Linked DNA regions of Homo sapiens: all the other regions are linked to region 1. Evidence: read pairs that join two places in POLR2A ChIA-PET (ENCODE). Cell type or tissue: Panc1. All regions are shown on one strand.

What was found. ChIA-PET counts read pairs that join two places held together with the same protein. Peaks named below come from ENCODE experiments on the same cell type or tissue, not always from the same donor. Only the 100,000 strongest peaks of a DNase experiment are listed, where the experiment ranks them.
Region 2: POLR2A ChIA-PET joins it to region 1 with 10 read pairs; 1 of 35 experiments calls an interaction of 5 or more read pairs at or near these places.
Region 3: POLR2A ChIA-PET joins it to region 1 with 5 read pairs; 2 of 35 experiments call an interaction of 5 or more read pairs at or near these places.

Annotation. Positions count from the first base shown.
Region 1 is chr19:39,547,185-39,555,184 of GRCh38, reverse strand. LOC105372399 (a long non-coding RNA gene) reads right to left here and starts at 7,728. Exons shown (of 3, transcript XR_935966.3): 1 at 7,609-7,728; 2 at 1,829-2,039. RefSeq lists an enhancer at 2,478-2,567. In Panc1, no CTCF peak of the experiment used is centred here; a DNase peak (open chromatin) is centred at 3,534; H3K27me3 peaks cover 2,393 bases.
Region 2 is chr19:40,177,003-40,185,002 of GRCh38, reverse strand. No RefSeq gene overlaps it. Among named protein-coding and RNA genes, the nearest start is that of MAP3K10, 10 kb to the left of the region's middle. In Panc1, no CTCF peak of the experiment used is centred here; DNase peaks (open chromatin) are centred at 6,086 and 7,128; H3K27me3 peaks cover 1,291 bases.
Region 3 is chr19:39,134,748-39,142,747 of GRCh38, reverse strand. All of the region lies in intron 1 of PAK4 (p21 (RAC1) activated kinase 4), which reads right to left. It overlaps PAK4-AS1 (PAK4 antisense RNA 1), which reads left to right and starts at 6,185. Exons shown (of 2, transcript XR_007067254.1): 1 at 6,185-6,326; 2 at 7,544-8,000. RefSeq lists enhancers at 3,122-3,711, 6,862-7,607. In Panc1, no CTCF peak of the experiment used is centred here; no DNase peak of the experiment used is centred here.

The DNA of each region.
Region 1 (8,000 bases):
CTCCTCTCTACTCTGCCCTAGTACCTACAACACCCACCCAGAAAACTCCTAATTATACATCAAAACCCGGCAGACTCACTTCTGTTTACAGACTACATTTTGTGGCTATCTGAGACAGTTGCTCACTGCATTTTCAATGTTTCCTCTCATTCTTCCAGTGAGGCTCTACCCCTCTATGTCACGTGGTCCCTGTTTGCTGGATCTCCCCTCTAGCCTGGAAGATCCCCATGGCCAGGGATTGTGTCTCTTGACCTTGAATTCCTGCATCTTGCACAGGGCCTGCCACGAGGTTAGTGCTTGACAATGTTTATTGAATGGGTACTTTTAAGTTCCACCAACTGTGACTCCCATTCACTGCTGATGGCCCAGTTTCTCTTTGGAGTAGCCCAGATCTGGGCTGGAGGTGGCCAAGAATGAAACCCAAGTGTTCTTAGAGAGGAGGAACAGGACAGATGTTGCAAAACATAGGATATTATTTTAGCAGCCTATAGTAGGCATATGAACAGATGCCTCACTTAGAGCTGAATAAAATGTTCACCTTTTGGCCTACCCGTTAGAGAAGGTGAGAAAATTTCAATATAATCTGTATTGCTGTAGCTATGAAGAAAGTCATCTTAAAGGTATTAATTTATGAAATTTTAAGATTTTTCACACAATTTTCAACCAATTATTTTATGTCTTTGCAAGTATCCTCCAATGTAAGTATTGGTAGGTTGATAATTACAAAAGAGTTGATTAGAAAGCTTAATACAGCACCCTTTGTGAGAGCAAAATACTAAAAACCACGCAGTAACCATCAAAACGGTCAAGTTCAATCATTTTGGATCATCCTTCTACTGGCATATTATGCAATCTTTAAAAAATGAAGCAGCAGGCCAAGCGCAGTGGCTCATGCCTGTAATGCCAGCACTTTGGGAGGCCAAGGCGGGCAGATTACCTAAGGTCAGGAGTTCGAGACCAGCCAGACCAACATGGAGAAACCCCATCTATACTAAAAATACAAAAAATTAACCAGGCGTGGTGGTGCATCTCTTTAATCCCAGCTACTTGGGAGGCTGAGGCAGGAGAATCGCTTGGACCTGTGAGGTGGAGGTTGCAGTGAGCTGAGATTGCGCCATTGCACTCCAGCCTGAGCAACAAGAGCGAAACTCCATCTCAAAAAAAAAAAAAAGAAAAATGAAGCAGCACCATAGATAGATGAATTCTCCAAGATATGTTCTTTGACTATAAATCGACTCTAGTTTCCAAAGTGTAATGTACAAAGACATTTATAACAGCATTTGTTTAAAAAGAAATGAAAGCATATATGCATATATGTATATATGAATATGTGTATAGGCATATATACAAAAAGGAATGAAAGCATATTATACAAATGAGGAAGAGGAAATATACGGTTCTCTAATGGTAGATTATCTCTGGAAGGAGAGCAGAGAAGCTGGTAGTGTTGTTCTGGGGAGTAGGAGTGAGGTTCGGGAGTGAAAGGAAGAGTTAATTTTTGACTGACTAAAATAATTTGATTCATACATGTATTTTGTCTATTTGGCCACATGAAAATGTAAATAACAGCATGAGCAGAAATGACAGCTATGGAAATGATTCTCCACCTTGGGGGAAATGGCAAGTGAACCAACCTTGACCTTGGTCAGATTTGGGAAAGAGCTGAGGGTGGCAGTGCAAGCAGAGGGTGCTCTGTGATGAAAAGCCTGGGGCAGGAGTCGTTATGGGAGATGGGTCCCGAGGGACTGGTGGGGCCAGGGCAGGGAGAGCTACCTCCTGCTCTGGGAGTCCACAGAGGCTGCATGCTGGGAGCTCCTGGGGTGCTCACCTGGTCCTCCTTGTCCAGCACTCAGATGCGCAGGTCAAATGATTGGCCACCCTCAAAGGGCATATTGTCAGATTTCACCTCACACTTCCAGACCCCCCACTCATGGCTGTTCATGGCCACACAATGACCAAAGTGCACTCGGAAATGGAAAGCGATGTCTGAGTCCTCATCCATCCCGGTGTGGAAATCCACCTGCAGCTGTGGCTCCTTGCTGAGGGCAAAGCACACGGTGTGTTGGGCAGGTCCTTCCCTTGTGGGGCACACACTTACACCAACACAAATTCCCTCCCCACTCAGAATCTCTGAGAGAGAGACAGGGGCATCAGTAGATGTCATTCCCCTGTGATTTCAATGTGCAGACAGGATGGAGAACCAGCGGGTTAGAATAATTTGTCACAGAATTGATGGTATTATGTGGCAGATACCCTTTTTCACAAGAGGTATTAGGAGGATTTGGGGAAATGCTTATATGAGTGTAGCCTAATTTTACTGGCCCAGCCCCATGAAGAAGCCCACCTTCATTTTCTTCAGTGAAGTATAAAGGGGAAAAGAAAGATACAGAGACCAAATTTCTTATTTATTAAAAGTCAGAACCTGGGCAACATGGCAAAACCCCATCTCTACAAAATATACCAAAAACAAAAAAAATTAGCCAGGCATGGTGGCATATGCCTATTGTCCCAACTACTCAGGAGGCGGAGGTAGGAGGATCAGTGGAGCCCAGGAGGTCGAAGCTGCAGTGAGACATGATTGCACCAGCCTGGGTGACAGAACAAGACCTTGTCTCAAAGGGAAAAAAAAGAGAAGTCAGTATTCGTAGACTTACAGGAAACCACAGTTTCAGTTCTGGAGAGACCTCTAGAAATAGTCCATCTCCTCAAAATATACACAAAATTTCAGAGGAGACATCAACTCAACAAGTTAACAATAGAGGAAGTACTTAGTAAGTTGCTCTGACAGGGTCCCAAAAGAACACTCAAAAGGGCCAGGCACGGTGGCTCACACCTGTAATCCCAGCACTTTGGGAGGCCAAAGGTGGGCGGATCACCTGAGGTCAGGAGTTCGAGACCAGCTTGACCAAGATAGTGAAACCCACCTCTACTGAAAATACAAAAATTAGCCAGCATGGTGGCGAGAGCCTGTAATCCCAGCTACTTGTGAGGCTGAGGCAGGAAAATCGCTTGAACCTGGGAGGTGGAGGTTGTAGTGAGCCGAGATCGCACCATTGCACTCCAGCCTGGGCGACAGAGCAAGACTCCATCTCAAAAAAAAGAACACTCATAAGAGACAAATGGTGGATGACAACTTTGATAGACAACTTCGATAGAATTTTTCACATTAACAATCTCAGAAGGCCGCCCCTGATGGCTCACGCCTGTAATCCCAACACTTTCGGGGGCCAAGGCAGGTGGATCTCTTGAGCCCAGGAGTTCAAGACCAGCCTGGACAACATGGTGAAACCCCGTCTCTACAAAAATTAGCCGGGCATGGTGGCATGCATTTGTAATCCTAGCTATTCGTGAGGCTGAGGCAGGGGGATAGCTTGAGCCCAGGAGGCAAAGGTTGCCGTGAGCCGAGATCGTGCCACTGCACTCCAGCCTGAGCGACAGAGCCAGGCCTTATTTCAAAAAAAAAAGAGGAAAAAAAAAGAAAAAAAAAACACTATCTCAGAAGAGATAGCAAATCTGGGTAAGTCTTTAGAACTTGTTTCTATCAAGATTTTGACTTGGCTGCCCTCTAGTGGGCAGAAGCCTGACCCGACAGTAAGGAGAGAGAAAACGGTGGGCTCCACTTTCCCCAGTGTTCCCAGCTGGAGTGTGGATTCTGCACAACCGTTACCAGGATGCTCTGAGTCCTGGCCTCTTTTTTTTTTTTTTTTTTTTTTTTGACAGGTGGAATCTCACTCTGCCACCCAGGCTGGAGTGCAGTGGCCCGGTCTTGGCTCACTGCAACCTCCGCCTCCCGGGTTCAAGCAATTCTCCTGCCTCAGCCTCCGGAGTAGTTGGGATTACAGGCATGTGCCACCACGCCCAGCTAATTTTTTTTTCTACTTTTAATAGAGATAGGGTTTCACCATGTTGGCCAGACTGATCTCAAACTCCTGACTTCAAGTGATCCACCTGCCTTGGCCTCCCAAACTGCTGGGATTACAGGCGTGAGCCACTGCGCCTGGCTGAGTCCTGGCCTCTACTTAGAGGTTTATGTGCAAATGTTTATTTCCAGAAATTGTTTGCAGCAGTGACTTAGGGGAAAGGACAGTTTAATCATAAGGAAGCAATCAGACGCCAGGCGCCGTGGCTTACGCCTGTAATCCCAACACTTTGGAAGGCTGAAGCGGGCGGATCACCTGAGGTCGCCAGTTTGAGACCAGCCTGACCAACATGGAGAAACCCCGTCTCTACTAAAAATACAAAAAATTAGCTAGGCATGGTGGTGCATGCCTGTAATCCCAGCTACTCGGGAGGCTGAGGCAGGAGAATCGCTTGAAGCTGGGAGGTGGAGGTTGCAGTGAGCGAGATCATGCCATTGCACTCCAGCTTGGGCAACAAGAGCAAAACTCCGTCTCAAAAAAAAAAAAAGAAAAAACAATCAGACAATCCCAGAAGTATGGGATGTTATACAAAACAACTGGCCTGGACTACGCAAAAACTCAGTGTCAAGATAGCCACAAAAAAGGAGAGGAGGCCGAGCACAGTGGCTCACACTTGTAATTCTAGCACCTTAAAGGCCAAAGCAGGCAGACTGCAGACTGGGGGAGGATTGCCAAAGGCCAAGAGTTCAAAAACAGCCTGGGAAACATATCAAGATTATCTCTACTAAAAAAAAAAAATTAATTAGCCGGGCATGGTGGCACCCACTTGTAGTCCTGGCTACTTGGTAGGCTCAGGTGGGAGTGTCGCCAGATTGAGGCTGCAGTGAGCCATGATTGTGCCTTTGCACTCCAGACCAGGAGACAGCAAGACATCATCTCGAAAACAAAACCAAAAGAAAAACAATCGCAAGATGGGCATTGGTTAGATCAGATCTCTTCCACTGTTATAATTTTCTCACTGTTATCATTCATGCAAAAGTGGTTTCAAACCTAAGCGTAAAAATGAACCATTTTTCCTGTATCTTTGAGTCTTCAATCTGAAAGTGCTTGTGTATACATGTTAAATAAATTTGTATGCCTTTTCTCCAATTAATCTGCCCTTTGCAAATTGATTTGTCAGCAACCTTGAGAGGACCAAAGCCCTTGGCCCCTACAAGGGATTTAATTGGCTTTTATTTTATTTTATTTTATTTTATTATTTTTCTTCTGGAAGTTGGCTGCCTTTCTAATTAAAAAAAAATACCATAGGTAATTCTTTTCTTTTTTATTTATTTTTTTAAATAATAAGGACAAGGTCTTGCTATCTTGCCCAAGCCAGTCTCAGACTCCTGGGTTCAAGCAATCTGCCACCTCAGCCTCTCAAAGTGCTGGAATTACAGGTGTGAGCCACCGTACCCAGCCAACTTATTCCTTTTATTTGTCATCCTTATGTAGTAGCTGAGACCACACAGGTGTGCACCACCATGCCTGGCTAATTTTTGTGTGTTTTTGTAGAAACAGAGTCTGGCTGTGTAGCCCAGGTGGGTCTCAAATTCCTGGCTTCAAAGAGTCTCCTGCCTCAGCCTCCCAAAGTGCCAGAATTACAGGCATGAGCCCCTGCGCCCTGCCTGTTTAACACCTTTTCAAATCACCTTATTTGAGGTGGTATTTATTCCTCTTCAAACTGCAGGGAAAGGTCTTCCAGGCCAATGGACCCATCGCTTCTAAAAGAGTTCCAGTGTTGGGTTCTGATCATGGCCTCTACTTAGAGGTTTATGTGCAAATATTTATTTCCAGGATCTGTTTGCAGCAGTGACTTAGGGGAAAGGACTTCTCCTATACCTTATGCTTCTATCATTTTCAGGCTCCTTTTGTGAACTAGGATGATTTAACTTTAGGATAAGTTCTGTTCTTGCATTTTATTTCTTTCACTAAAAGAAAAGATGAGCCAGACGCAGTGGCACATGCCTGTAATCCCAGCACTTTTGAGAGACCAAGGCAGGCGGATCACCTGAGGTCAGGAGTTTAAGACCGGCCTGGCCAACATGGCGAAACCCCGTCTCTACTGAAAATACAAAAATTAGCCGGGCAAGGTGGCTGGGGCCTGTAATCCTAGCTACTCAGGAGGCTGAGGCAAGAGAATCACTTGAACCTGAGAGGCAGAGGCTGTAGTGAGCCGAGATAGTGCCACTGCACTACAGCCTGGGTGACAGAGCGAGACTCAGGGTCAAAAAAGAAAAAAAAATGATGAATTGGCCTAAGTTGATTTTATCTTCAAATAAAGAAATAATAAGCAGGTAATGTTCTTTAGCATGTATAAGGCTGGCCAGGCACAGTGGCTCACACCTATACTCCCAGTGCTTTGGGAGGCTGAGGCAGGTGGATCACTTGAGGTCAGGAGTTCGAGACCAGCCTGGCCAACATGGTGAAACCCCCATCTCTACTAAAAATACACAAATTAGCCAGGGGTGTTGGCACATCCCTGTAATCCCAGCTATTTAGGAGGTTGAGCTATGAGCTACTGGGGAAGCTGAGGCAGGAGAATCACTTGAACCCAGGAGGCAGAGGTTGCAGTGAGCTGAGATCATGCCACTGTACTCCAGCCTGGGTGACAGAGTGAGACTCTGTCTCAAAAAAAAAATTAAAAATTAAAAAAAATTCTCATGTAAATACAATGTGACCCATGGTTCAGAGACTTATTTAACTCATTTATCAGGGAGCTGGCAAGATGGTAAAACTGGCTCAAAGAAAATTTGAGAAATTGAGGATATATAAACTGAATAAAGGATGCTGTAGCTGTGGGACCAGCCCAAACTGGGCCTATTCTGTTGATAACAAAATGTTGGCCGAGCACAGTGGCTCACGCCTGTAATCCCAGCACTTTGGGAGGCTGCGGCGGGCAGATCACCTGCGTTTGGGAGTTCGAGACCAGCCTGACCAATGTGGAGAAACCCCTGACTCTACTAAAAATACAAAATTAGTTGGGCGTGGTGGCGCATGCCTGTAATCCCAGCTACTCGGAAGGCTAGGCAGGAGAATCGCTGGAACCCAGGAGGTGGAGGTTGCAGTGAGCCGAGATCGCACCACTGCACTCCAGCCTGGGCAACAAGAGTGAAACTCCATCTCAAAAAATAATAATAATAAAGTTACCTTGTAGGTTTAACAGAACCAAAATTGCAAGTCATGTAGCCTGAGCATGCAAAATAGAAAACGTTTTGACCTCTAACTACACCTGGAACCAACAATTTCCTCCCCCAGGAACCAATAAGACTGGGACATAAACTGAGTACAGTGGCTCATACCAGTAATCCCAGCACTTTGAGAGGCTGAGGCGGGAGATCGCTTGAGCCAGGAGTTTGAGACCAGCCTGAACAACATAGCAAGACCCTGTCTCTATTAAAAAAAAAAAAACAAAAAACTGGGACATGATCAGAACCCAACGCTGGAACTCTTTTAGAAGCGAGGGGTCCATTGGCCTGGAAGACCTGAGGCTAAAATCTGCCTCAACATGCCTTAGCATAAACGGTCAAATTCCAGAGAGGCGCAGTGGTTCACGCCTGTAATCCTAGCACTTTAGGAGGCCAAGGCAGGCGAATCACCTGAAGTCAGGAGTTCCAGACCAGCCTTATTTCCACGCTTTCAATAATTCTTAACAGTGTTTCCAGGAGTTAGAGAGTTTATACTAAGGGTTCTCAGACTCCAGTATGACCTTCTGTTTTCCCCTGAGCTGAGATCCTGGGTGTCCTTCAACTGCTACCAAGCAAGGGGAAGAGAAGAAGGATGGAGACAATTTCATGTCCTTTAGAGCTTGAAGTCCATTAGAGATATGCTTCCATGTTCTGCAAAATCAATACAAAGTATATAAGAAGGGATTATAGGTGGAACAGAGATCATTAGATGAAGATTAGATGACCTTATGTGTGTAAAGCTTTTTGACATAGAGTAGTGCTGGAATAAATGCAGCAATGATGGTGAGAGTGGCCAATAAGGTGGAAGAAAAGTAAGAGCGCATGATGTGGCCTTCCCTGTGGCTTGGGCTTTTCACAGGGCCGGGTTCCTAGAAGAAGCAACCCAAGAGAGAAGGTCTGAAGAGCAGGCAAG
Region 2 (8,000 bases), 630 kb before region 1:
CAGTGGCTGTGCCATTTGTGAGTCTGATTCTGAGGCTTATTGCTTCTGCTTATGTAGTTTATTTCCTGTTAGTGATTTTTTAAAATATCAACTTATGTTCCTTGGGATTTTATATGAGGAATTTTTTTTTTTGAGATGGAGTCTCGCTATCTTGCCCAGGCTAGAGTGCAGTGGCACAATCTCAGCTCACTGCAACCGAGATCTCCCTCCTGGGTTCAAGCGATTCTCCTGCCTCGGCCTCCCAAGTAGCTGGGATTATAGGAGCCTGCCACCACGCCTAGCTAATTTTTGTATTTTTAGTAGAGACAAGGTTTCACCATGTTGGCCAGGCTGATCTGGAACTCCTGATCTTCCCACTTTGGCCTCCCAAAATGTTGGGATTATAGGTGTGAGCCACCGTGGCCAGCCCTAAGGAAATTCTTGAAAGCCCAGGTTTAAATGCATTTTCCTGGCTAGGTGCAGTGGCCCATGCCTGTAATCCCAGCACCTTGGGAAGCTGAGGTAAGAGGATTGCTTGAACCCAGAAGGTCAAGTTTGCAGTGAGCTATGACTGAGCCACTGCACTCCAGCCTGGGCAACAGATCAAGATCCCATCTCTACAGCAACAACAACAAAAGACTTTTTTTTTTGGACTCTTTTCAGTCTTTTATTTACCATACTCTCTTTTTTTCTCCTTTCCTTGCTTCCATGAATACATTGATTATTTTCTACTTCTGATTTGAAAATTATTTAATTTAAAAAAATTTTAAAAAGTTATAGTAGTTATTCCTAACATGCTCAGACTAATTTGTGTTTATTCTACCCCATAAATTCTCCCCTCTGCTTCCTTTTGCCCTGAAACTGCCATATTGATATTTTTTAGACTTTTGATTTTGGATTTGTATAAATATGCCTTTTGGGGGCATTATTTATTTATCATAGAAATGTAGTCACTATTATTTGCTGTGTCTCATAAGTTGTTTCTCTTCTCGCTGTAATACTTCCTCCAGGATTATTTTTGAAGGTTTTTGTGGGGTAAACTTTTTTTTTTTTTTTGAGATAGAGTCTCACTGTGTTGCTCAGGCTGGAGTGTAGTGGTGGGAACTTGGCTCACTGTAACCTCCACCTCCCGTGTACAAGTGATGCTCCTGACTCAGCCTCCCAAGTAGCTGGGACTGCAGGCACCTGCCATCACACCCGGCTAATTTTTTTTTTTTTTTTTTGTATTTTTGGTAGAGACAGGGTTTCACTGTGCTGGCCAGGCTGGTGACGAACTCCTGACCTCATGATCCGCCCACCTTGGCTTTCCAAAGTGCTGGAATTACAGGCATTGAGCCACTACGTCTGGCCCGGGATAAATTTTTGACACTTTTTTATATCTGAAAATATCTTTATGTACCCTCACATTTAAATGACAGTTCTGCTAGACATAAAATTCTCTAAGTTCCAAGTGTTTTCCTTTTATTCTTTGAACAAAATACTACCCCATTGTCTTCTTGCATCTGTTGTTGCTGCTGACAAGTCTGGTGTTGTTTAGTTTCTGAAAGCTGTTAGAATTTTTCTCTTTGACGGTCTTCAGATTAATTGAAAATTATCTACATATTTTGAAACCTATTTGTCTATGAGCCTGGTGTGGGTACCCCACCCCCCAGATTCACATGTTGAAGTGCCAACTCCCAGTGCCTCTGACTGTATTTGGAAATAGGGTTGTTGCAGGTGTAGTTAAGATGAGGTGATACTGGAGTAAGGTGGGTCCCTACTCCAATATGACAGGTGTCCTTATGAAAAGGGGAAATTTGAGGCCGGGGCAGGGGCTCTCACCTACAATCTCAATGCTGTGGGAGGTGGGTGGATTGCTTGAGGCCAGTATTTGGCGATCAACCTGGGCAACATAGTGAGACCTCATCTCTACAAAAAATACATGTTGGCCAGGCTGGTCTTGAACTCCTGACCTCAAGTGATCTCTCCACCTCAGCCTCCCAAAGTTCTGGGATTATAGGCGTGAGCCACTGTGCCCAGCCTGTTTTTCATAATTATTTATGTCATTTTGATTTGTGGCCTGCAAATATCCCTTCCTCAATTAAGCCTCCTCCTGGGCTTTGGCAGGGCTGGAGGTAAATTACTGACAATTCTGGTTAGAAGATAGCATTGCCATTTGCTCTGCTATGTCATCTTCATCCAGCTTAATGTCACTCACAGAGCTGCTTGGCTCTGGGCTGGGGACCAACAGGAAGCTATTCTCTTTAATTTTTTTTTTTTTTTTTTTTGAGACAGAGTCTCTGTCTCTCACCCAGGCTGGAGTGAAATGGCATCATCTTGGCTCACTGCAACCTCTGCCTCCTGGGTTCAAGCAATTCTCCTGCCTCAGCCTCCCAAGAAACTGGGATTACAAGTGCCCGCCACCACGCCTGGCTAATTTTTTTTTTTTTGAGCCAGCCTGACCTCTGTTGCCCAGGCTGGAGTGCAGTGGCACGATCTCGGCTCACAGCAAGCTCCGCCTCCCAGGTTCATGCCAATCTCCTGCCTCAGCCTCCCGAGTAGCTAGGACTACAGGTGCCCGCCACCACGCCTGGCTAATTTTTTATATTTTTAGTAGAGATGGGGTTTCACCCTGTTAGCCAGGATGGTCTCGATCCCCTGACCTTGTGATCTGCCTGCCTAAGCCTCCCAAAGTGCTGGGATTACAGGTGTGAGCCACCTTGCCCGGCCAACCTTAAGATTTTAATTACCATGAAAAACAAGAGATGAGACTCTGAATGAGGCCCTTCCTGACATCTGGTATAGCTCCATGGAACTTCCAGATATTTATAAACAGAAAGAAGGATGAAGTCTTGATATAAGAATTTGCAGCCAGGCACAGTGACTCACGCCTATAAGGCCAGCACTTTGGGAGGCTGAGGCAGGAGGATCGCTTGGGCCCAGGGGTTTGAGACCAGCCTGGGTAACATGGTGAGATTCTGTCCCTACTAAAAATCAGACAAATTATTGGGTGTGGTGGTACATATCTGTGGTCTCAGCTACTCAGGAGGCTGAGATGGGAGGATTGCTTGAGCCCAGGAGGTTGAGGCTGCAGTGAGCCATGTAAGTACCACTACACTCCAGTATGGGCTTCAGAGTGAGGTCCTGTCTCAAAAAAAAAAAAAAAAAAATTTCTGTGCTCCATTCTCAGTGCCTAAATCTTAGATTAACTGGATGTTTCAGTGGGCACTTCCTAGAAGGATTCTTCTCTGTGAAAGGATCTCCTGCTAAACCCTGTTCACTCTTGGGATACTGCAGTGGAATTTGCTGACTCCATACCTAAGGGACAGTGCAGGTAGGTCCATTGGTGCCCATAGGGATGTTTCCAATTGTGTCTGTTTGGTTCCATCTTGTTTTACGTGGAAGTTCTTTCATGCTTTATCCACACAAGGTGTCCAATTCATCCAGCCTCCATTCAGGGAGCCTATAAGGATCCAAGTCTATTGAAAGGTGGGTTGTCCATAGGTGATGAGTGTGTAAGGGGGTAAACTCCAGAACAGCTCATCTTTGAATCCTTTTTACTCTGTCTCTGGTTCTCATGCTCTTTTTGGTTCTCTGTTCTCCTACTTCAAGGACTCCTGGGATGTTTTCCAACACCAACAGCCAGTTCTCTGATTCTCTGGCCACCAACTGGATATTCAACAATTCAGTTCAATTCTGATACTACCTGGAGTTAGGGCAGATTCCACAGCTGAAGGGCTCAAAACTGCCCCACCCACCAACTTCAGATGCCAGTTGCAAGTCCCAGGACTCCCATACTTCTGACCAATGTAAACCAAAAATAAAATTCTTTTTTTTTTTTTTGAGACAGAGTCTCACTCTGTGCCCAGGCTGGAGTGCAGTGGCATGATTTTGGCTCACTGCAACCTCCACCTCCCAGGTTCAAGCAATTCTCCTGCCTTAGCCTCCTGAGTAGCTGGGACTACAGGCAGCCACCACTCCCAGCTGCTGATTTTTATATTTTTAGTACAGACGGGGTTTCACCATGTTGACCAGGCTAGTCTCCAACTCTTGACCTCAGGTGATCCACCCGCTTCAGCCTCCCAAAGTGCTGGGATTAACAGGCATAAGCCACTGCACCCAGCCGAGACCAAGGTTCTTCTTATGGAGATGAAGCCTCCAGGTAGCAGGCTTCAGAGAGAATAGATAGTAAAATTTCTTGCAGTGGCACGCACCTGTAATCCCAGTTACAGGGAGGCTGAGGCATGAGAATCACTTGGACCCAGGAAGCGGAGGTTGCAGTGAGCCAAGATTGGGCCACTCCACTCCAGCGTGGGCAACAGAGTGAGACCCTGTCTCAAAAAAAAAAAAAAAAAAAAAAAAAGAACTTGGTCCCTTATCCTAACTCAGATACTCCTTTCTATTGACTCCAGGTCTTTAGTTAAACTCTTTCAACCAACTGCCAATCAGAAAATCTTTGAATCCATCCATGACCTGGAATCCCCACCTCCCCTCCCTTCCACCCCACTGCCTTGCTTTCAGTTGTCCCACCTTTCCAGACCAAACCAGTGTATATCTTACACGTGTTGGTTGATGTCTCATGTTTCCCTAAAATGTATAAAAGCAAGCTGTGCCCCAATGACCTTGGGCATGTGTTCCCAGGATCTCTTGGGGTTGTGTTATGGGTCATGGTCACTCGTATTTGGCTCAGAATAAATCTCTTCAAATATTTTACAGAGTTTGACTCTTTTGGTTGACCAACCAGCTATAAATCGGGGGGTTTGCATGCCTCCCTCATAATGTTCGATAATTTTCTAGAACAGCTCACAGAACTCAGGAAGACACTTTACTTATGTTTACCAGTTTAATATAAAGGGTACAAGGGAACAGATGAAGAGGTGCATAGGATGAGGTCTGGAAGGGTTGTAAGTACAGGAGCTTCTATCGGCATAGAGTTGGAGTGCACCACCATCCCCGTCTGAGGATATATTTAACAATCAGGAAGCTCTCCATAATCTCGAAGTTTAATTTTTTTTTTTTTTTTTGGAGGCAGGCTAGAGCGCCCAGGCTAGAGCTCAGTTGCATGATCATGGCTCACTGCAGCCCCAACCTCCCCAGGCTCAAGTGATCCTCCCATCTTAGCTTCCCGAATAGCTGGGACCACAGGTGCATGCCATCACGCCTGGCTGTTCTGTCTTTTTTGTTGTTGTTGTGGAGACGGGGTCTCACTCTGTTGCTCAGGCTGATCTTGAACTCAGCCTCAAGCGATTCTCTCACAGCAGCCTCGCAAAGTGCTGGAATTACAAGCATGAGCCACTGCCCCTGGCCTCAAAATTTGTCTTAGTTCTTGCTTTTGAAAAGCAAAGAACAGGGGAGAAATTTGTCACTGAGGGACAATAAATGTGAGGAGGAAGAGGTAGGGTGATTGCAGGGTAGGACAGAGGGTGTTGATCATGCAAGAGTCAAGATGGACATGACGATCAAGAAGGGAATGGATCCTTTTTCTTGAAAACAGACAGGAATTGGCCGGGCGCAGTGGCTCAAGCCTGTAATCCCAGCACTTTCGGAGGCTGAGGCGGGCAGACCACCTGAGGTCGGGAGTTTGAGACCAGCCTGGCCAACATGGAGAAACCCCATCTCTACTAAAAATACAAAATTAGCTGGGCGTGGTGGCACATGCCTGTAATCCCAGCTACTTGGGAGACTGAGGCAGGAGAATCGCTTGAACCTGGGAGGCAGAGGTTGCGGTGAGCCAACATTGCAGCACTGCACTCCAACCTGGCCAACAAAAGCGAAACTCCATCTCAAAAAAAAAAAAAAAAAAAGAAAGAAAGAAGACAGGAATCTGAAGCAGAAGATGAGAATAAGGACTGGGGTTGAGAGGAAGAGAGGTGAGACAATAAACATGGAGAGAGAAAAGAATTGGCCAAGGAAAGATGCAAGAGGCCGTTAGAAGCCAGAGGATGGGGCAAAAAAGAAGCTGGTATGGGAATATCTACCGGGAAGCTTTTCATTTTGTGCATACCAGTATTGCTTTCTTTTGAGTACCTGTGACTCACCTTTAGGTATACACTTCTTTGCTGGAACATTCTCATTGTGTTCTGTCAACTGCCCTGAGGAGTGGGCTAGAACAGAAGTGGCTTGTGAGGCCCAGCTGTCCTAATGCCCCAAAGGCAGCTCCTGGACCAGTGGATTGAAATGGATGTATCATTATATGACAAATCGCCTTTGAACGTGCCTGGAGATCTGACTGTCAGCAAAGATCATGTCAGGGCACTGAAGTACTTCTTTGGCTTCTTTAAAACACAGTAAGCCAGGGATAGTGTCTCATGCCTGTAACCCTGGCACTCTGGGAGGCCAAGACAGGAGGATTGCTTGAGCCCAAGTGTTTGAGACCAGCCTGAGCAACATTGTGAGACCCCATCTCTACAAAAAAATTTTAAAAAATCAGCTGGGCATGATGGTGGATGCCCTGTAGTCCCAGCTACTTGGGAGGCTGAGGTGGGAGAATCACTTGAGCCCGGGAGGTTGAGGTTGTAGTGAGCCATGATCACGCCACTGCACTCTGGCCTGGGTGACAGAATAAGACCCTGTCTCAAAACAAAACAAAATAAAACAAAAACAGTAAACTTTGAGGATAAGGAGGGTGTTGATGGATCTGTTTGTAATTCCTTCACTCTCTTTCCTTCCCCCAAACCTATTTTGGGCCAGGAGCAGTGGCTCAAGCCTGTAATCCCAGCACTTTGGGAGGCCAAGACGGGCGGATCACGAGGTCAGGAGATCGAGACCATCCTGGCTAACACGGTGAAACCCTGTCTCTACTAAAAATACAAAAAAAAAATTAGCCAGGCGTGGTGGCGGGTGCCTGTAGTCCCAGCTACTCCAGAGGCTGAGGCAGGAGAATGGTGTGAACCCGGGAGGCAGAGCTGGCAGTGAGCCGAGATTGTGCCACTGCACTCCTGCCTGGGCGACAGAGCAAGACTCTGTCTCAAAAAAACAAATAAACAAACAAAAACAAACAAACAAACAAAAACCTATTTTGGTTTGTACAACCTGGAAGATCCCCAGAGTCTTCCTTGGCTCTATTTTTTGTCTCATTTTTTTTCTTTGACATTTCTCCTTTACATGACTCACAGTTGACACTGCCGTGGGCCTGAAGAGCTCAGTCATGTCCCAGGGCAATTCCTACTGGGGTGGGTGTAGGTTGCACTTCAGACAAGTTGCGAGGTGTGCTTCTGGACAAAAGCAGTCAAGGATGGCTGATAATGGGGATAATGGCCTGCTACAAAGAAGGATCTCATAACTGAGCAAGAAATCCATCCTTGCTGTAATCACCCAACTGGTTCTTCTTGCCTGCTGCCCAGAAAAGCCAAGACACCAAGAACAGCAGGAGTTACAGCAGAGAAAGTTTAATAATCACAGGGCCAGTCAAGTGAGAAGAACAGGAGATATTTCTCAAATCCACATCCCCAAGAATTTGGAGGCTAGGGTTTTTCAAGGATAGTTTGGCAAGCAGGGGACTAGGGAATGAGGAATGCTGAGTGGTTGGGTCAGGAATGAAATCATAGGGGATCGAAACTGTCTTCTGTGCTAAGTCAGCTCCTGGGTGTCAGTTGCTGGTCCAGGTGGCGCCAGTTGGTCCATACGGAATGCAAGGTCTGGAAAATGTCTCAAATACCAGTCTTTGACTGTACAATAGTGATGTTGTCCATGGGGGAATTGGGGAAGTTATAAATCTTGTGACCATTGGCTATATGATTTCTGAGTAATAAGCAGTTACAAAAAAAGGCAAGTTATAAAACAATGACTTGTTAGAGTTTAACTATATCCACATCTTAGAAGAAACAATGGCTGTTAGAGTTTAACTATGCCTTCATCTTAGCAGAATTCAGGCCCCTACCACAATTCTAACCTTGAGGTCTTTCATTAGTTATACAAAGGCAGTGTCAGTCAGTCCCTGAGCAAGAAGGGGGTTAGTTTCAGGAAGGGACTGTTATCAGCTTTATTTTATTCGTTTTATTTTTTATTTTTATTTTTTTGAGATGGAGTCTTGCTGTGTTGCC
Region 3 (8,000 bases), 410 kb after region 1:
AGACCACTCTGTTCTGAAGGTGTCACCACCACGCGATGCGGAAGGGGTTGCCAGGGTGGGTGGCAGCAGCTCTCAGCTGGAAGCCTGTGGCCCTAGCAAAGCAGGAACCAGAGGCCCACATGTTAATGCCACTGGTTTACTTGAAGCCGGGGCACCCAGCCTATTGCTCCCAGGCCCCGGGGGGTGGGGAAGGGGGGACCCGAGCCTCAGTCCTTTGGTCCCTCCCACCCTACTTCTGCTGGATCTGGGTACCAGCCTTACTAGGAGTGACTTCAGAGTGTTCTTCTCAACCCACTCGCTTTTTTAAAAAAAACTTAATTTTTACTTGAAAACTGAACTTGACAGTCATACAGACATGTAAGTAATTCTGATGCTCATCCAAGCAACCACCTAAGAAAGCGTGCTTGCCAGAAGAAACTGAACCTGCATCAGATCGAGCTTCTAGACCTAAGTCCTAACTTACAGGAAGCACAGAGACAGAGAACACGTGCAATGACACCACAAGGATGTATCAGCTGGCCCCAGACTGCAAAACTCCAGGACAAATGGCCTAGGTCGCCTGTAGAAAAACTACGACAACATGCACGCCAAAGAGCTGATGCCAGTATCTGAGCATGACGGCGCACACCTGTGGTCCCAGCTATTCAGGAGACTGAGGCGGGAGGATTGCTTGAGCAGGGGAGGTCAAGGCTGCACGTGAGCTCTGATCGCTCCACTGCACTTCAGCCTGGGTAACAAAGGGAACAAAACAAAACAAAAAAAAGAGGCCTATCAACCGGATGCAAAGTGTAGACCTTGTCCAGACCCAAATCAAACAAATGGGCCGGGCGCCGTGGCTCACGCCTATAATCCCAACATTTTGGGAGGCCGAGGCGGGTGGATCACTTGAGGTCAGGAGTTCGAGACCAGCCTAGGAAACTCTGTCTCTACTAAAAAATACAAAACTTAGCCAGGCGTGGTGGCGGGCGCCTGTAATCCCAGCTACTCGGGAGGCTGAGGCAGGGAGAAGTGCTTGAACCTGGGAGGCGGAGGTTGCAGTGAGCCGAGATCGTGCCACCGCACTCCAGCCTGGGAGACAGAGTGAGACTCTGTCTCAAACAACAACAACAAAAAACAAATGAAAAAGGATTATGGCAGGGTACGGTGGCTCACGCCTATAATTCCAGCACTTTGGGAGGCTGAGATGGTTATATCACTTGAGGTCAGGACTTCAAGACCAGCCTGATCAATATGGTGAGACTCCATCTCTACTAAAAATACAAAAATTAGCCGGGCATCATGGCACACGCCTGTAGTCCCAGCTACTCGGGAGGCTGAGGCAGGAGAATCACTTGAACCCAGGAGGCGGAGGTTGCAGTGAGCCAAGATCGCACCACTGCACTCCAGCCTGGGTGACAGAGTGAGACTCTGTCTCAAAAAAAAAAAAAGGATTATAAGACAACTGGGGAAGCATGAGGAGACTGAGGCAGGCTTGTTCTGGAAAAGTGTGGAATATTTCTGGCTGTACGACGTTTGGGATTTGCTCTGAAATAAGCAGGGAGGTGAGGAGCAGGCACAGGCGACAAGGCCTGGCCACAGCTGCTACCTGCTGAGCTGCTGACAGGGACCCCAGGAGGGCGCGAGACTATTCTTCTGGGTATGTGTGAACATTTCCATAATACAAAGGTGTTCAACATTTTACCAAAGGAAATGTGACCTCATCGTAATGGCAAAGAATTATGGATCACTCACCCTGTGAATCCTAACTACTAAATCCAAGCACGGATCCTGCCTCTCTAATAAGTGTAATGGTAATAAGAGTACTAGTAACCAGAATGGCATAATGACAGTGGCCCTGTTCTGAGCATCACACAGCAGACTCACTTCATCCTCCCAGCAACCCTGGGAGGCAGCAGGAATCATTATCCTCCTGCTCCAGATGTGGGAACTCAAAAACATCTGAGGCTCAGGGCCTCGCCCAAGGTCAGAGGATGCTGTGCCGGAGCAGGGAGAGGCTGCAGGTGGAGCTGGACTCCTGAGCCCTTCGCTGGAGAGGGGTAGGGGGAGAGGAGGCAAGGGGAGCCCTCATCCCTCAGTGAGTGGGGACATACGGGACCATCAGCTATCAGTCCCCCCTAGTCCCATCAAATAATAAAGGCTCTTGCAATGTAATATTCGCCTTTCTAGCACAAACCTTTGTTGCAATTAAACTACTGACCGACAGGCAGTCCTACCCACAAAAGCTGAAACATTAACTGGCAGTAGAGGACTCCCGGGACCGTAGAGGTGGCTGGTGTCACAGGGCATGTCAGAGTCAACCCGTGGGGACAGTCCTCCCTGCAAACTTGCAGAGCCAGCCCTAGCCACCCTTGGACTGTCAGTCAGATGGTGTGTTGCCCCCAGCCCCAGACTCCACGTGTCAGGAGCTGTTAGGGAGGCCAGCGTGGTGACATCAGCATCCTTCCCCTCAGAAGGATGTCCTGGGCCTGCAGAACCCATCTCCCCTCTGTGGCTTCAGCCAGATCCTGCCTCAAAACACAGAAATCTGGGAAGTTTCTGCCAGGGGAGGAGGGAAGCTGAAATGCAGGAGGGTGGGGTGGGGAAGGGAGATAAGAGGCAGAAAAACAGGGAGAGAGACAGAGGTGAAACAGAGAAGGCCCAGACAGACATCTGGACAGACCAGAAATGGGAAGATAAGACAGTGACAGAGACTGCCATCGCCAAGCTCGAGGCCTTCTCTGGGCCTCAGTTGCCTTATCTGGAACACAGGAATCACAGTCACATGTCCCCGTAGCGTGCCGTGACTTAACCCCTCCATGTCAGAAGCCTAGAAAAGCACCCAGAACATGCCAAAAGCTAAAACACATTTGTTGCCATTCCTGCAGGCCAGCAGCCCTCACTCCAGCTCAGAAGCATGTCAGAGTCGCCAGGGGAGCATTAAAAAACCCCAAGGCCCAGACCCCACAGCTGTACAGTCAGCTTCAAATGGTCCAGCTTGGGCCCCTGCAGTGCCTCCCACCCCGGGTGACCCTAAGGCGCAGCCAAAGGATAAGGAGATTGGGGAGTGGGCAGGAGGATGGATCCAGCCCTGAGACCTGGATGGGGGAGGGTGTAAAGAGAGACTGAGACAGACTGATGGAGTGGGGGGAGGGCAGTACCCAGAAGGCCCTCTCTGGCTCACCTTCCCCCACTTAGGACCATCAGGAGTCTGGGGCCTGCTGAGGAATGCAAGGAATGAAGTCAGGCCTGGCACAGCCATCTCCAGAGTCCCCTCCCCATTCGCAAACTCCCATGAGGTGTTCCTGGTCCAGCCGCCTCCAAGCCATCACTCAGTCCTCCCTGAACACCCCTTCCCAGCCCCCTCCTTGGAGCCCAGGTCCCGAACCCTTTATCCCGCTGGGTACCCCGACACTGGCCCAGCTCAGGCATCCCCCTCAGTGTACTTCTCAGTGTCTGCAGGAGTTGCAGCAGATGAACAACCATGATCCCAAGAACTGGCAAGGGGCCGTGCGGCTGATCACCAGCTCTGACAGGAGGGAGGCCCGAGGAGGCTTCCCAGAGGTGCTGACCTTTAAGCCAAGACCCACAGAATAAATGAAGTCCGAGCACTCCACAAAGGCCAGCGAGGCTGGGGTGCTGCAGGAAAGTGGGGAGGGACGGGCCCTGCCAAAGCTGCTGGAGGGACAGGGCCAGCCCCTCCCCAGCCAGCCATGGGCTGTGGGGGATGATGTGAATCAGGGGAGGAATCGGCTGTAATCTCCATCACACCTGCTGCCCTCCACCTGTCACAGCTCAGTGGGGGATGGAGAACCCCCCACTGACCCACTGGAGGGTGCTGGGGTATCCCCATATCCTGCCAGCCCCCCAGAGTAGGGCTGGGTCCTGGCTCCTTCCTGCCACGCTGTGGGGAGACCCCAGCTGAGCTGCTTCCCGCATCCCAGAGCCTGTTCCCTAATAATTAAACCGTAAGCTGATTAGTCAAGGCAAACCTTTAATTAGCCCTTGAAATCATTCAGGAAAATTACAGCCTCCTTTCTGGGCACCCTGCCCGCCCTCCGCCAGGGTCCAGGGGCGGTACCAGGGAAGAAGCAGAGAATGGGAGAAGTGGCCTCCTGCCACCGCCATGAGGTCCTCAGCCAGCAAGGCTAAACCCAGGGTGCACGGCATCTTGTGGGAGTGGAGGGCACAGACTCCCTGCCACATCATGAACTACCCTGGGAAAAACCCCACAAGAGGTGGGCAAGGCGTCGGCTGGAAAAGTATGAACGAGAAGACATAAACAAATGGAGAGACATACCACGTTCATGGATTGGGAGACTCAGTGTCAGGTGTGTGCGCACGAGCACACGTACATACACTGACAACATGCTTGTCTAATATTTAAAGGGAATTACAAAAAGTCAAGAATGGGCTGGATGCCCATTACAGTGGCTCATGCCTGTAATCCCAGCACTTTGGAAGGCTGAGGCGGGCAGCTGGCTTGAGCTCAGGAGTTTGAGACTAGCCTGGGCAACATGGTGAAATCCCATCTCTATAAAAATACAACAACAAAAAAAAGTTTGAGAACAGGATGGCCAACATAGTGAAACCCCACCTCTACTAAAAATAAAAAAAATTAGCCCATTAGCCCAGGGTGGTGGCGTGTACCTGCAGTCCCAGCTACTGAGGCTGAGGAAAGAGAATTGCTTGAACCCAGGAGGTGGAGGCTGCAGTGAGCCAATCTTGAACCACTGCACTCCAGCTTGGGTGACAGAGCAAGACCCTGTCTCAAAAAAAAAAAAAAAACCTCAGGAATGGCTAAGACACTAGGCACAGTGGCTCCCGCCTGTAATCCCAGCACTTTGGGAGGCCAAGGTGGGCGGATCACAAGGTCAGGAGATCGAGACCATCCTGGCTAACACGGCAAAGCCTCATCTCTATTAAAAACACAAAAAATTAGCCAGGCATGGTGGCGCACGACTGTAGTCCCAGCTACTCCGGAGGCTGAGGCAGGAGAATCGCTTGAACCCGGCAGGCGGAGGTTGTAGTGAGCCAAGATCGTGCCACTGCACTCCAGCCTGGGTGACAGAGTGAGACTCTGTCTCAAAAAAAAAAAAAAAGGAAAGTGACCTGAACTGGCCCTTCCTTCACAGGAGTCTGGAAGAACAAATTGAAAGCTGCCCCACCTGACTGGCTACCAGAAAAACACATCAGACCACAGAGGAAACACCACCAGATCTACTCTAGTTTGCAAAATGGGCGAAGGACTTAGCATTGGTGCCCCCCTCACCTCCCAATCTGTGAAATGGGTCACACGGGTGCAGCTACCTCCTGGGATTTCAGGGAGGCCCAGGCAGCAGCTTGGGAGCACTGGCCGGGACACAGGGCCGGCACGCACAAACCCTCCATTCGTCTTTCCTATTCATCACCCTGAAGAGCTTCCCGGATCTAGAATAAGGACTCCCCGGGCCCAAGGTCACACCAGGCCTTCTCCTGCCTCCAAGCAGGGGTGCCCCAGATGGCTCCAGAGGCCAGGCTCCAAATGGGCGGCAACCGGGTCTGTTTATCCACCACCGCATCCCTGGAGGCCACACGGGTCAGCACTCCACCAAATTTGTTGGAAAAAAATAAACAATCACATTTATATTTATGTATCAGGCACCAGGATAAGTGTGTTAGGAGCAGAACTTCAGGAATGTCCAGGAACACCTGAAGCAGCCACCTTCTAGAGAGGAAGACACTGAGGCAGAGAGAGGCCCAAGCAGCTGTCAAGACTGGAATCCAGACCAACCCAAGAACCGACCTACCTGTCTTCCTTCAATTCCTCAAAGGCCCCCTGCACTCCCCCGCCGGGAGACCTCTGCAATGGCAGCTGCCTCAGCCTCCTCCCTTAGTCGAGGCCAAGTTCATCCTTCAAGTGGCATTTCCTCCTCAGGAAAACCTTCCCGGTGTGCCCCACCCAGGGCGGGTCCCCATTAGACGCTCTGGCAGCCCAGCTTACTACAGTTCAGTCAGTCAGTCAGTCAGTCAGTCAACCAGCATTTACTGAGAGACTACCACACTCCAATCCCTGAGAACATAGCAAGGGGCAGGGCAAGGCCCTGTGGTTCTACCCCTACCCCCATGCCCTGAGGCTACGTTATGCCGGGAGACAAAATAAACCAACAGACCCACATGTCATAATGGAAGTAACCATCATGAGGGTTACCGGGGGAAGGTGCTAGAGGGAGGGTGACAGGGGCTGCTCCTGGGGACCCATGGTCGGGAAGAAACATCTCCCCAAGGGGGCCACTGTCAGCAGAGGCTGACTGAACAGAAGGAAGGAGGGTGCTGCCTGCCCAGGGGGCAGCAAGAACAAAGGCCCCGGGGTAGGACCTGCCTGGAATGTTCCAGGAATGGTGGCAGGAGAAGAGGGAAGCAGGGCAGGCAGGAAAGTGGCCAGGTTGCCTGGGACCTTGCAAGCTTCTCTGCTGGGAGAGGTGGAGCCAGGGGAGGGTTCCTGCCCTGACCAGGTGTGCACGGCTACCTCTGGCTGTGTGCGGACAACTGTGGGGACAGTGGGGGAGAAGGGAGCAGGGAGCACGCCTCAATGGTCCAGGAGGGAGATGAGGGTGGCTTGAACTAGGGGGCCACGAGGAAGAAGGGTAACAAGGAAGGGGGGTAACGAGGAAGGGGGATGATGAGGAAGGGGGGTGACGAGGAAGAGGGGTGACAAGGAAGAAGGGTGACGAGGAAGAGGTGTGACCAGGAAGGGGGTGGCGAGGAAGGGGGGTGACGAAGAAGGGGGATGACGAGGAAGGGGAGTGACAAGGAAGAGGAGCCCGCAGCACCAGGTTACATTGTCATGTAGAGTGACAGGCTTTCCAGACACTTTGGATGTGGCGGGGGGGCAAGAGAGGAGTCAAGGTGATAGGGTGCCAGATTTGGAGAAGCCTAATCCCGAAACAAGACGAGGGATGGGGGTTCCTGTTCCCAAAATGGGGTCACTGTGGGAAGATGGGGGCCGGGAGCCTCCAGCCCGGCTTATCTTTCTGTTGCTCTGCAGTCGAGGTCTGTGTTCCCACTGGACTGAGCTCGGGGAGGGCTGCCTGTTGTTTGGGTTCACCCTTCAGTCGCTGGGCCCCAGCGCAAAGCTGGTCAAAGAATACACGCTTGGGCAGGGCGCAGTGGCTCACGTCTGTAATCCCAGCACCTTGGGAGGCTGAGGCAGGTGGATCCCTTGAAGTCAGGAGTTTGAGACCTGCCTGGCCAACATGGTAAAACCCTGTCTCTACTAAAAATACAAAATTAGCCGTGCGTGGTGGCACATGCCTGTAATCCCAGCTACTTGAGGGGGTGAGGGAGGAGAATGGCTTGGATCTGGGAAGCGGAGGTTGCAGTGAGCTGAGATCGCGCTGCTGCACTCCAGCCCTGGTGACAGAGCAAGGCTCCATCTCAAAAAAAAAAAAAAAAAAAAAAAAAAAAAGAATAAGCACTTGACTCCTGTCCACAGAATGGGTGAGAGTCGGAATGGACAGGAGCAAGGGGAGGACAAAATAACATGAGGGGCTCAGCCCGATGATAACCAGTGGTGTTACTTTTGCAGGAAAAAAGAATAAAAATGTTCCAAGGTCAACCAAAAAGTCTGACGGTACCAAATGTTGGTGAGGAGGTGGAGCAACTAAGATCCTCAGTCACCACCGCTAGGAGGATACACAGATTTGACCACCTTGGGAGGCTGTGTGGCAGCGCCCACTAAATCTGAAGCTACCCCACCCTCTGCCCTGGGCTACGCACTCCTGGGTATATTCCCTGAAGAAACGCAGGCACCGGCACCCCAGGAGATGCTACAAAGAGATGGCTCGCATCAGCGCAGCAGGAGATGGAGGAACAGAATATTATATGGGGCTGGGCACAGTGGCTCACGCCTGTAATGCCGGCACTTTGGGAAGCTGAGGTGGGTGGATCACCTGAGGTCAAGAGTTCAAGACTCGCCTGGCCAACGTGGTGAAACCCCCTCTCTACTAAAAATTAAAAAAAAAAATTAGCCAGGCATAGCGGTG